2 separate regions of the Homo sapiens genome follow, and region 1 is linked to region 2. A link is a contact called in ENCODE Hi-C or POLR2A ChIA-PET data. All regions are on one chromosome and are shown on one strand. The core of a region is the stretch at or near the end of the contact, and the rest is flanking DNA. Distances in the headings are between cores, read along the strand shown. Region 1 holds the start of LINC02068 (long intergenic non-protein coding RNA 2068). Region 2 overlaps FNDC3B (fibronectin type III domain containing 3B).

The links. Hi-C counts contacts between places; a loop is a spot of excess contacts on that map. ChIA-PET counts read pairs that join two places held with the same protein, here RNA polymerase II (POLR2A). Pooled maps may share reads with other maps.
Region 1: a map with no recorded cell type shows a loop between it and region 2 (2.0-fold over the local background). The contact joins the promoter of LINC02068 here to the enhancer-like site in region 2. A Hi-C loop is called at or near these places in 1 of 37 single-sample maps with no recorded cell type and 4 of 50 pooled maps. POLR2A ChIA-PET finds 5 or more read pairs at or near these places in 2 of 52 experiments (HepG2 and activated naive CD4-positive, alpha-beta T cell).

The regions. Positions count from the first base shown.
Region 1 is chr3:172,593,078-172,599,191 of GRCh38, forward strand. LINC02068 (long intergenic non-protein coding RNA 2068) reads right to left here and starts at 2,530. Exons shown (of 4, transcript NR_146714.1): 1 at 2,326-2,530; 2 at 1,384-1,504. RefSeq lists enhancers at 1-71, 134-273 and a silencer at 3,042-3,336.
Region 2 is chr3:172,063,746-172,069,108 of GRCh38, forward strand. The region is part of intron 1 of FNDC3B (fibronectin type III domain containing 3B); the gene reads left to right. Among named protein-coding and RNA genes, the nearest start is that of FNDC3B, 27 kb to the left of the region's middle. Within about 2 kb of position 2,871, at least 5 of the 41 ENCODE cell types and tissues checked have a DNase peak (open chromatin) inside an H3K27ac peak, as active enhancers do.

The DNA.
Region 1 (6,114 bases), core at 1,280-3,779, 530 kb after region 2:
GTGAAACAGCAAAGATGGCCGCCTACCCCTTCCTCTGAGAGCTCCCTCTCAGGGATGTGTAATGCTGCTACCAGCAGCTGGCTAGAGTTCCAAGCCAGTGGGTCTTATCCTGTGACCTCTGAAGTGCTATGGAAGTGAGGCCTGCAGATCATCGCTGCTCAGCCCCCTGGATTCAGCCCCTTTCATAGGAGTAGGTATGGGGGTCTAACCTCCCACTTGGCTGGAGTAGCAGTTACTTTTGCCAGGAAGCCAGGATATCTAAGGCTCCTGGGGCTCCGTGTGTACCTGAGCGGCTGCTCTGCCAAGACTCCCCATAGCTCTGTGTATCTGACTGAAGGCCCTAGTGGAGTGGGTTCATGAGGGGATCTCCTGACCCAAGAGTAGCAACGATCCATGGGAGAAGCATTGGTCCGCAGGGTCGCTCATTCACTCACGGCTTCCCTGGATGGGGAGGTTCCCCTGGCTCCATGTTTCTCCCGTGTGGGCGGTTGTCCTGCCCTGCTTTTCTCCATTCTCCATGGGTCAGGTTGTTTTCTTGATGAATTCCAACATGTGTATCTGTATGTTTCGGTTGAAAGTGCAGTATTTACTCGCCCCATCTATTTCTCTCTGTGAGAGCAGTACACACTAGCTGCTTCTGGTTGAGCGTAAGAAAAATAAATGCCCTTTTAATGTGTTTGCTAGAAGATAGAAAACATTGCAAAGAACAGAGTAGAATTCATATTCTTAAAAACAAATATGAAAACTTATTCTACTTTCCTTCTTTACCAATGAAAATAAACATATTTATTGTCCTCAATGCACTTTTTTCTTTGAAATAATAACTCCTCAGAAAGACCGTTGCAGTTAAGAATATCAGCTGTCACACAGAGCTAAATCCTTTTAATTGTGAATTTTTTCCCCACAAAGCATGATGAACTACGTCTTGACAGGGCAGGCAAAGTATTAAAGTAAAATATTTTTCCCCACATTTTATTTTTCTTTTCTTTCTTTCTTTCCTTTTTTTTTTTTTTTTTTTTTTTGAGATGGAGTTTCACTCTTGTTGTCCAGGCTGGAGTGCAATGGCGTGATCTCAGCTCACTGCAACCTCCACCTCCTGGGTTCAAGCAATTCTCCTGCCTCAGCCTCTGGTGTAGCTGGGATTACAGGCACACGCCACCACGCCTGGCTAATTTTTGTATTTTTAGCAGAGATGGGATTTCACCACATTGGCCAAGCTGGTCTCAAACTCCTGACCTCAGTGATCCATCTGCCTCAGCCTCCCAAAGTGCTGGGATTACAGGTGTGAGCCACTGCGCCCAGCCCCCATTTTCTGAGGTGAAATGAAGGAAGAGTTAATCATTCATGCTCCTTTTCTTGGGTTCAGCTGCCATCCTTACTTACCTCTGATGGAGGACTAGGGATTTCTGGGACTTGAACTCCTGTTATAGAAGGTCAGATTAGCCTTAAGCTGAACAGCAGCAGCTACCTGGGCCTTTCTCCCCTGAATAAAAGTTCTGAAGATCTAAAATGAAAATATGAAAGGAAAGAAATTATCAAGTTCTGTCTACTAAATATCTCAGTGGATTTCCTACCTCAACTGGTAGATTTGTCTTAAGGCCTTTGTTTGGAGTGTTTTCCTACAAGTCTCAAAGTCTAACAAAAGCAGGCGTTCCCGGTCAAGCTCTGCCAAATTCACCACGTGACCTAGGACCTGAAGTGAACTTTCGTTTCTCCTGTTCTCTCTCTTTCCGACCTTCCCTCCCCGCCAAGGCAATGCAGACAGGGACTCAATATATTATTTTGAGTTCTCCATAGGAAAAGAATTATTATTAAAACAATAAGCTCTCAAGATAAATACCTTTATATAATGTATATACATTCATATATACATGAGTATATACTAGCTTTCATATCTGTATTCTTTTTTTTCTTTCTCACCCAGAACTCAAGAAGACATGCCTGTATCCCTTTTTTTTTTCTCTTTTGAGATGAAGTTTCACTCTTGTTGCCCAGGCTGGAGCGCAATGGCGCAATCTCAGCTTACTGTAACCTCCACCTCCTGCATTCAAGCAATTCTCCTGCCTCAGCCTCCTGAGTAGCTGGGATTACAGGCGCCCACCACCACGTCTGGCTAATTTGTGTATATTTAGTAGAAATGGGGTTTCACCATGTTGACCAGGCTGGTCTTGAACTTCTGACCTCAGGTGATCCACCCGCCTCGGCCTCCCAGTGTGCTGGGATTACAGGCATGAGCCACCGCACCCGGCCCAACATGTCCGTATTCTCAAAGCTATAGAGGTGTCTTTGCTATTTTGTTCTCTTAGGTAAGAACCGGGTCCTCACCTTACACTTTATTCCTCAGGTGAAGAGACTCTGTGTGTGTCCATTCAGGGAAGCATGAGAGCATTTGATTTCAGCTGAGCAGGTTTAGTCATCTAGGAGCTGCTCTCTTAAGTGTTTAACACAATCGTTAACTAACTAAAACTTGCAGGAAATTAATCTGGAATTTCCCAGTAATTACATGTTTTAGATAAGTTTTTGAATTGAGTCCAAGATGATGTGATAGTGCATGTTCATAATTAACTAAGAAACTGAGAAAAGCTTTCTTAATCTAAAAACAAAGCCAAAAATCTTTCCATGCAAGGAAAGAAAATCTTAATTGATTAACTCATTAATAGAGCAGGGAAAAGAAAACAAAAGCAAAAGCAAAAAAACTAACTTGAGATATAGCTGAACTCATAATGTGTATTTGTTTTTATTTCCAGTTGCTGCTTACCATTAGCTGTGCAAGACCAAAGGATTTTGTGCTTTCTCTTGCCTAGTAATTGTTCAGTCCAAAATTTAACCATGTTGTTTTTGTGTTATTACCAGGAGCAAGAGGACATGTGTATTGGTGAGAGAAGAGGGGTGAGGAGTCAGGGATAAGATGAATCTGATTAACTTCAGGGGTTATTAGAATAAATCTTGTAGGCTTGGAGAATCTTGTAGGCTTGGAGAATCTAGAGTTCTATGAGAAATGGTAAGCAGACTTCATAAATCCTGTCTGCGTTGCTGCTATGATCTTGGCCTTCCCCTGACATACTCCCAAGAAATAGAAACGAATAGAAATAGAAATCTAATAGAACTAGAAATAGAAATATTTCCCAAGAAATAGAAAGTAAAACTGACAAAGCCAATGCAAAGAAATCAGTTCGGAAGCTGTTAATTTTCACACGATCTGTGTTCAGTAACCGCCCTCTATCGGCTCTCCTGAATAGCACACTATATGGGACGGAGAATCTGAAAGGCCTTTTTGCTGGTTTTCTTACTAACAGAGAGTTCATAAACCAGGATCTTCTTCAGCCTCCAAGGTAAGGAAATGTGTGATCTCCAAGCTCCCTCTTGTATGTATTGTGAACGCCACTGTCAGAAGAGAAACACCAAAGTTATTCACCTGGAAATGTTGCAGTATGAAGACCATGTATTTGATGGAGAGGTTATTTAAATGGTAACTTTGTTAATGAATTTCTTTGCTAACTTTCCCTGCTTTATTTTCATGCCAAAAACCAGAGAGGTACAGAGAACAGAACTCGGCACCACAGTCTAAAAGTGTTAAGTTTCAGGCACAACACTGCTGTTTTTGAGCTGTGGGTCCTCAGACAAGCCATTTTAGCTTTCCGAGCCTCAGTTTCCCACTTGCCTGCTTCTTCACCACTTCCTGGGGTGATAAGAGAAGACCAAATGATATGTTTGTGAAGGTGCTTTGCCACTCATGTACCCTATGCAGACCCTATTATTAGTAGTACTTTATAAAAGTAAGACATCATTTTCTCATTTACAGGACTGAGGATTAGAAAGAATAATGCTGGGTTTCTGGCTGCCTCCGCTTTTGAGGGCCTAGGAGGCATTCTGACCTAAAGAGAGTAGGCAGTGGAGTCAGACATAAATGTAAACACTGTTAGTGTGACCTTTGCAGATCATCTGTCTGCCCTGTGCTTCTATTATGCTATCTATCTGCAAAGTAAAGAACTTCTTTACAAAATGCCTCATACAAGTGTGAATACAACAAACAAGCTCCATCTCTAAAGTTCTTCATAGAAAACAGAATTATAAGACGCACTCAGTATCCAAGGATAAATGATACCAGGAAAGGGCCAAAGTTAATTAATCCTCTTACAATAAAGAGCATATTTCAAGGTAAATAATAAAAATAATTATCTTAAAATTAACAAAATGTATATGGTTATTTGCAACTATGCATTAATTCTTAGCCCAAAGAATGTTGAGGAGTTGATTTGGCATGAAGAGGACACATTTTCTTGGACAAAATTATAGGATGGCACAGTGCGACTTTGTTTAGCTCATACTACCTTTCGGTAACACCATCAAAGGGGATCTTTTTTACCAAAAACATTTTTTAAATCAAGGGTTTTCATCAATTTTCCAAAGGGATTAAAAAAATTCCCTGACATTTAAGCTGGTACATTTTGGAAGCATTTCTTGTATCATCATCCTTACCCATTACTCTTCTTTAGTGTTAATTTATATGATTCCTTGTCCGTTTTTTTTCTTCAGTTTTTACCTAGTCTGTTGACACGTGACTATACTTGATGTTGGAGCAGTTCTCCAACATTATTTTCATCAATTTCATGAAATTCTGCATCTTTTGCAAGAATCACAACTCCACTTTGCCATCTATTTGACTTGTGTTGTCAGATGTTTACAGTATTCTACAAGCAATAAGAGTTAGGCTGAAAAAGTTTTGACTTGTGATCAGGGATAGTCATTCAAGCTAAGCAGAGAAGATTGTTTGAAAGGGGAACAATTTTATGGGTGTTCGGTTCATGAGTGAATACTTTCATGTAATGGCAAATATTCCTATATAATCATGTTCTAGAGGAATTTAAGTAATGAAAACTCAGATAAGAAGGAGTCTCTGGGCCAGGTGCGGTGGCTCATGCCTGTAATTCTAGCACTTTGGAAGGCTGAGGCAGGCGGATCATGAGGTCAGGAGATCGAGACCATTCTGGCTAACACGGTGAAACCCCGTCTCTACTAAAAATACAAAAAATTAGCTGGGCGTAGTGGTGGGCACCTGTAGTCCCAGCTACTTGGGAGGCTGAGGCAGGAGAATGGCGTGAACCCGGGAGGCAGAGCTCGCAGTGAGCGGAGGTTGTGCCACTGCACTCCAGCCTGGGCAACAGAGCGAGACTCCATCTCAAAAAAAAAAAAAAAAAGGAGTCTCTGATAATGCTTTTTTTTCTATCCAAGAATTCCTTTTTGCATTTTTGGTTCAGTTGTGGTGGATTTAGGCTGAACCACATTCACTCTCATATAAAGGACCTGCATTTGCTTGTCAGTTCCCAGCCTGGGTTAAGGGGTGCTAACTTTGCCCGATAAGATCAATTCATTTCCATGGTGTTCTAAATCAATGTCTCTTAAACTCCATTCTGTGCTATTCTCTTTATTAATATTCTGCAAACATATGTAAAATAATGTTATATTTTAGTAGTTTGATGTCAAACAAAATTAAAAGTGATGATTCATTGAATTCATTATTTCTACCAGTAAAGAGAACAGTTAATTTTTTGTTATGTAAAAAGCCAGTAGTTTAATTAAAACACACCACTAAGAGTGAAAGACTGGGAAGAGATATGATTTGTATTATATATTTGTATATTATATAAACTTATATAGTCAGATACCATCTAACACTAGTCAGAATGGCTATTACTAAAACGTCAAAAGACAGCAGATGCTGACAAGGTTGTGGAGAAAAAGAAATGCTTGTACACTGTTGGTGGGAGTGTGAATTAGTTCAGCCATTATGGAAGACAGTGTGGCAATTCTTCAAAGACCTAAAAACAGAAATACCATTCAACTCAGCAACCCCATTACTGGGTAATATACCCAAAGAAATAGAAATCATTCTATTACAAAAACACATGCACATGTATGTTCATTGCAGCACTATTCACAATACCAAAGAGATAGAATCAACCCAAATGCCCATCAGTGATAGACTGGATAAAGAAAAAGTAGTACATGTATACCATGGAATACTATGCACCCATAAAAAAGAAAAAGATCGGCCGGGTGTGGTGGCTCACGCCTGAGGAAATGGATGGAGCTGGAGGCCATTATCTTTGACAA
Region 2 (5,363 bases), core at 1,621-4,120:
ATCTCTAATGCCTTTTCTAGCTCTCTTACTCTGATTTTGTGAATTTATCCTTAGGGACAGTTTTTCATCAGGATGAGACCCTGCTGTGGTCTGAATGTTTGTGTCTCTCTCCCCTCACCAAATTTATTTATATGTTGAAATCTAACCCCCAAGTTGATGGTGTTAAGAGGTGGGGCCTTTAGGAGACAGTTACATCATGAGGGTGGATCCCTCATGAATGGCATTCACGCCCTTATAAAAGAAGCTTAAGGGCCAGGTGTGGTGGTGCGAATCTATAGTTCCAGCTATATGGAAGGCTGTGGCCGTGAGAAGATTGCTTGAGGCCAGGAGTTTGAGGCTGCAGTGAGTGAATAACCCCTGCACTCCAGCCTGGACAACATAGCAAGACTCTCTCTTAAAATAGATAGATAGATTAGATAGACAGCCTAAGGGAGCCTGATTGCCCCTCCACCATGTGAGGACACAGCAAGAAGGCACCATCTGTGAACCAGGAAAGGAGCCCTCACCAGACATCTGATTTGTTGGTGCCTTGATTTTGGACTTACCAACCCCGAGAACTGTAAGAAATGAATTTCTGTTGTTTGTAATTACCCAGGCTAAGGTATTTTGTTAAAGCAGACCAGATGGACTAAGTCAGCCCCATAATGACCCGTTTTATATTTTTATTTATAATCTATCTGCTGCTTAATTTTGTGATTAGTGGCCAGCTACTGTTTACTCATCTTTTATTCATCTGTAAAACTCTTTTTAACTTGTCTTTGTAAGAAACGGTTGGCTAACAGATGAATTTTCAGGTTGTTCAGTTTTAAAATGTTTTACTTAAAAGGGTAAGACAACTCCCCAATGCAAAGTGTGACTTCAGAGATAACTTTCATTTCTTTGAAATGTAGGAAGTCCATAGCCATTGCTGGCTGACATCTTTCTGCTCAATATGCTCCAGGGGAAGATTATCAAATTTTAGCTTCTGAGCTTTCAAATGGCTCTTATTATCAGTGGCATATTACATGAAACTGGTTTTGGGCTCTTCAAATTTATATTTTTGGCAAAGGTGTTGGGAGATTTGATTTCATTCGTCATCACTGCAGTACCTGGCGCATAGTAGGCTCTCCATTTGGTGTGTTGGATGAATGAAGAAAGTGATTCTGCTAGTCAGTGGGGTTTAAAAACAAGTGTCCACCAACTTAATGGGTCCCCATTGATCCTGAGTTCACCTCTGTTGCCCTGTATATATGTGACCCCATGTTTATTGCAACCTTATGGGCATCTCAGGCACTGCAGAGAACAGCCTCTTAAAATTTCTGGTAGAGGCCTGGTGCGGTGGCTCACGCCTGTAATCCCAGCACTTTGGGAGTCTGAGGCGGACGGATCATGAGGTCAGGAGTTCGAGACCAGCCTGACCAACATGGTGAAACCCCATCTCTACTAAAAATATAAAAATTAGCCGGGCATGGTGGCATGCACCTGTAGTCCCAGCTACTCAGGAGTCTGAGGCAGGAGAATTGCTTGAACCTGGGAGGCGGAGGTTGCAGTGAGCTGAGATCGTGCCACTGCACTCCAGCCTGGGTGACAGAGCTAGACTCCGACTCAAAAGAAAAAAAATTTTTGGTAGACTCCTATGTGCCATTTCTGGAGAACTGAAATAGTAGTGGACATACATAGGATTCATTTTAGTGTAGATATGACTTTTTAGTGAAACTTGAAGTCCTACTTCCTGTGTGTGAAATAGGGTAATAGGATCACACCCGAAGAAATGCCGCCTTGTTCAAAAGTGACAGGATCGCTGTTCAGTTTGGAATATTGGAAAGTGGGCAGGTTTATTTGGAAGCACTTTGTTTTTACTATATGTGTAAAACTCCAGGGAGCATTGAATAGGATATGAGGTGCTCCCTTTGGCTGTGCATTAGCAACGTGGCAGTTACTGATCTGTCATTTACTTTGAAAAGGAATTACAAAGTTTTGGCCTCATGCCTGGAGTAGCTCCAGATGGTCAGAAAAGATTTTTGTACTGAAGTCAGAAAGTATATTGCAGTGATAGAATTGGGCTTGTCATGTTTATATTAGAACACTGGCTTCCCACTTTATTCCTCTGCAAAGTTTTTCTTTCTTTCTTTTTTCCCAGAGAGTGAGGGGAGGAAATTGTTGCTTTAGAGTTATGAGTCTAATATTTGGAATACTGTTGTTCTTGGTGATAATGATGTAGAGGTATGATTATGTGGTTAATGTAGTTACTTTGTCAACCTAAATACCCCTGATTCTTAGTATTTACAAAGGATGCATGAAGGCTTGGAATGTAGAGATACACCAAGACCATTGTAGCTGATGTAGAAATGCAGGTAAGAAGCTTCATTTGGGTTGCGTTTGCTTGTCTGATAACCTGGCTGTTAGCCCACAACTGTTATTTAGTAGCTTACCAAACTTCATCTGTTCTGTCTTCCCATGATTCTGTGGTTGCTAGGGGTAATGATGACGTTTGGGTGTTCAATATGGGTGGGAGGTGGGCCTGGGGAGATGAGCAGTGAGGCGATAATGATACTAACACCAAGTTTTGCCATTTTAGGCATTAGAGCATCTTAAATTCCACATATGATCTTGTGTACCTTCATATCAACCCTGGAAGGGGAACGATGTGATTCCTATTTTCCTGATGAGAAAACTGAGACTTTGGGAGGTAATATCTGCCCAAGGCAATATCTAGGTAACTCCCTTCTGCAGCCTGTTTACATATAGTTTTGGCGAAAATGACTACAATTTCCTGTCCTTTCAGGACAGAGGTGGCTACAGGCTTCAGGAAATAAAGCTCATTTTCCTCTGGGAAACTCAGGACTTGTCTGGGTTGAGCCATTTAGTAAAGCTTGGTCACAAGGCTCAGATTAAGACCTGGATCTACGTGCTGCTGTTCCCAGACTGCTTTCAGTTACTCTTGTGGTTACTGAGTAACTTGGGAGTTAGAAGAACATTAACAAAGTTTTGTGTTTTCGAAGAAAATGCTACACATGGAGAAGTGACACTAAGTTGCATACTTCAGAAAGGAATTTTTATCTGTTTTGAGATTCTGGTCTATACATTGAAAATGAACTAATTTTGATTATTATACTTTTAATTGGTTGCACGAGTGTGTGAACATAGGCAGCTCTTTTGAAGCACTTTTACTGAAAAGTGTAAAAATTTTTGTTGCTGTTGTTCAGTAGCAGACATATACAATACTCTCTTTTTGAGACATACACAATATTCTCTTATTGTGGATTTAGGGGTCTTGTACCAGATCACCCTTTTCTCAGATTGCAGCTCTTCCTCCTTGCTTTATGTAGAGTGGTTTCTAACTTGGTTCTTTCTCCTGTGCAGATATAAGACTTGGTCCGCAGTCTCCTACCCTCACCCAGTCTTCCATGAGCTATCAAAATCCTCCTCTAGGCTTTTATTATTTTGCTTCCTAATTTTGTCCTTTTAAATTTCCACTGTTTAGATATTATTCAGACAGCAGTGGTATTTTTCTGTATATAATGTGGCGCTGTAATTAGTTTGAGTTCTTTTGGGGTTGTGTCTTAAACAGCGAGAATGGCCTGATTGATGTGCTTTTTGAAGTCTTACTACCTTTTTGATGAGAAGGATGAAAGTGGTGTGGAGATGAGTTTGTCTGGCTTACTGTAAATCTGATCTGTGAGGCTTTTCTGCGTTCACTAAGGCACCAGAGTCGGACTCTGCTTTTTTTCTTGTTTGATGTTACTTTATTACACTTATGAATGAAATACTAATGCTGTTATTTTATAGAAGATCATAAAATAAAAGTACACTTTCTTAGTGTTTTATGTTTCTTTAAAAAGATAATTACCGTGAGTCATAGAGCTACAATTACATCAAGAGTTTCCTATACGAAGCAAAGTCTCTGGTGGGTTTTTGGTACAGTCTTTGCACCTGGATCAGTGGAGCAAAATGTCATCACACTTGAAAAAAAAATTACTTAACAGGCCCATTAAGAATCTTCAGAAGTTTGCATCTTGTTAGGGATTTGTGGTCCAAGAGTTAGTACTACAGAACAGGCTCTTTTGTAGACCTAGGGAAACCAGTTTGTTTCTCTGCCACTTAACCTGCAAGACTTATTATAGGTGTTTCCTTCTCCTGTCTGTTTTGAAGAGACTTCCTCTGGGAATTAATGGTAGAATACTTATGACTCCTGAGAGCAGAGAACGTTCAGGCCATCATCATCTTCTCCCTCTGGGCTGTACATGGCCTCCCTGTGTCTCTACTGCCTGTCATACCTCCCCACTCCTCCACCTCAGTCACAGGGCGACTGCCTTGCTTTCGGTCTACCTTTCCCAACTCTTCAGGCTCATCCTGGTGGATCCCATTCTGTAGCCCCTGCTGCTCTTTTCAGGGGATTCTATTTTGTCTTATACACTTTTGTCATTTAGTTACCCACCTATTCCCCCCAGTGGACTCCCATTCTGGGCTCCTGCAGAGGGCTTGTAAGTTCACCTTTATATCCCCAGGGTCAGAGCTGATGCTCTGCCGAGTGAATGGGGAAGCGCCAGAAAGAACAGAAGCTAATGATGGACTGGCTCGACCATGGCTCCCACTTTCAATACTCATCCCTCTGTTTCCTCAGACATTTTACTTGAATTAATTTTGTAGTTCTCCTTCTGAACTGCTGAGCAAGTATTTGGACACTTTGTGAGGAGCCTTTTTTTTTTTTTTTTTTGAGATGGGGTCTCACTCTGTCTCCCAGGCTGGAGTGCAGTGGCACAATCTCGTCTCACTGCAGCCTCCGCCACCCGGGTTCAAGCAATTCTCCTGCCTCAGCCTGCTGAGTGGCTGGGATCACAGGCTTAAGCCACCACGCTCTGGTAATTGTTTGTATTTTTGGAAGAGATGGGGTTCCACCATGTTGGCTAGGCTAGTCTCAAACTCCTGACGTCAGATGATCCACCTGCCTCGGCCTCCCAAAATGCTGGGATTACAGGCATGAGCCACCGTGCCCGGCCAGAGGAGCCCTCATTTATAGCAAGAATAAAAACATTTTGTCAGGAAATTTAATAATAAGCCCAGACTGAGTGCTTGCTATGTGCCAGACACTGTTCTAAATGCTTTACATGCATTTCTTCATTTAATCCTCACAGTGTCCTGAATTAGGTGCTTTATTTTATTATTTCCACTTTGCCAGTGAAGAAGCAGAGGTAGTGAGAGGGTAAGCAACTTGCCTGAAGTTAAAAGCTAGTCAGTTGTGGACTTAGGGTTTGTAGCCAGGCAGTTGTGGTCTTCAGGGAGGGGACATAACATCATTCCCCTCCTGAAACTCCATATTCCTTTGTAAATCTTATTCTGTGTTACATATTTTCCTGTCCTTCATTTAGTTATTTAGGTCAGCT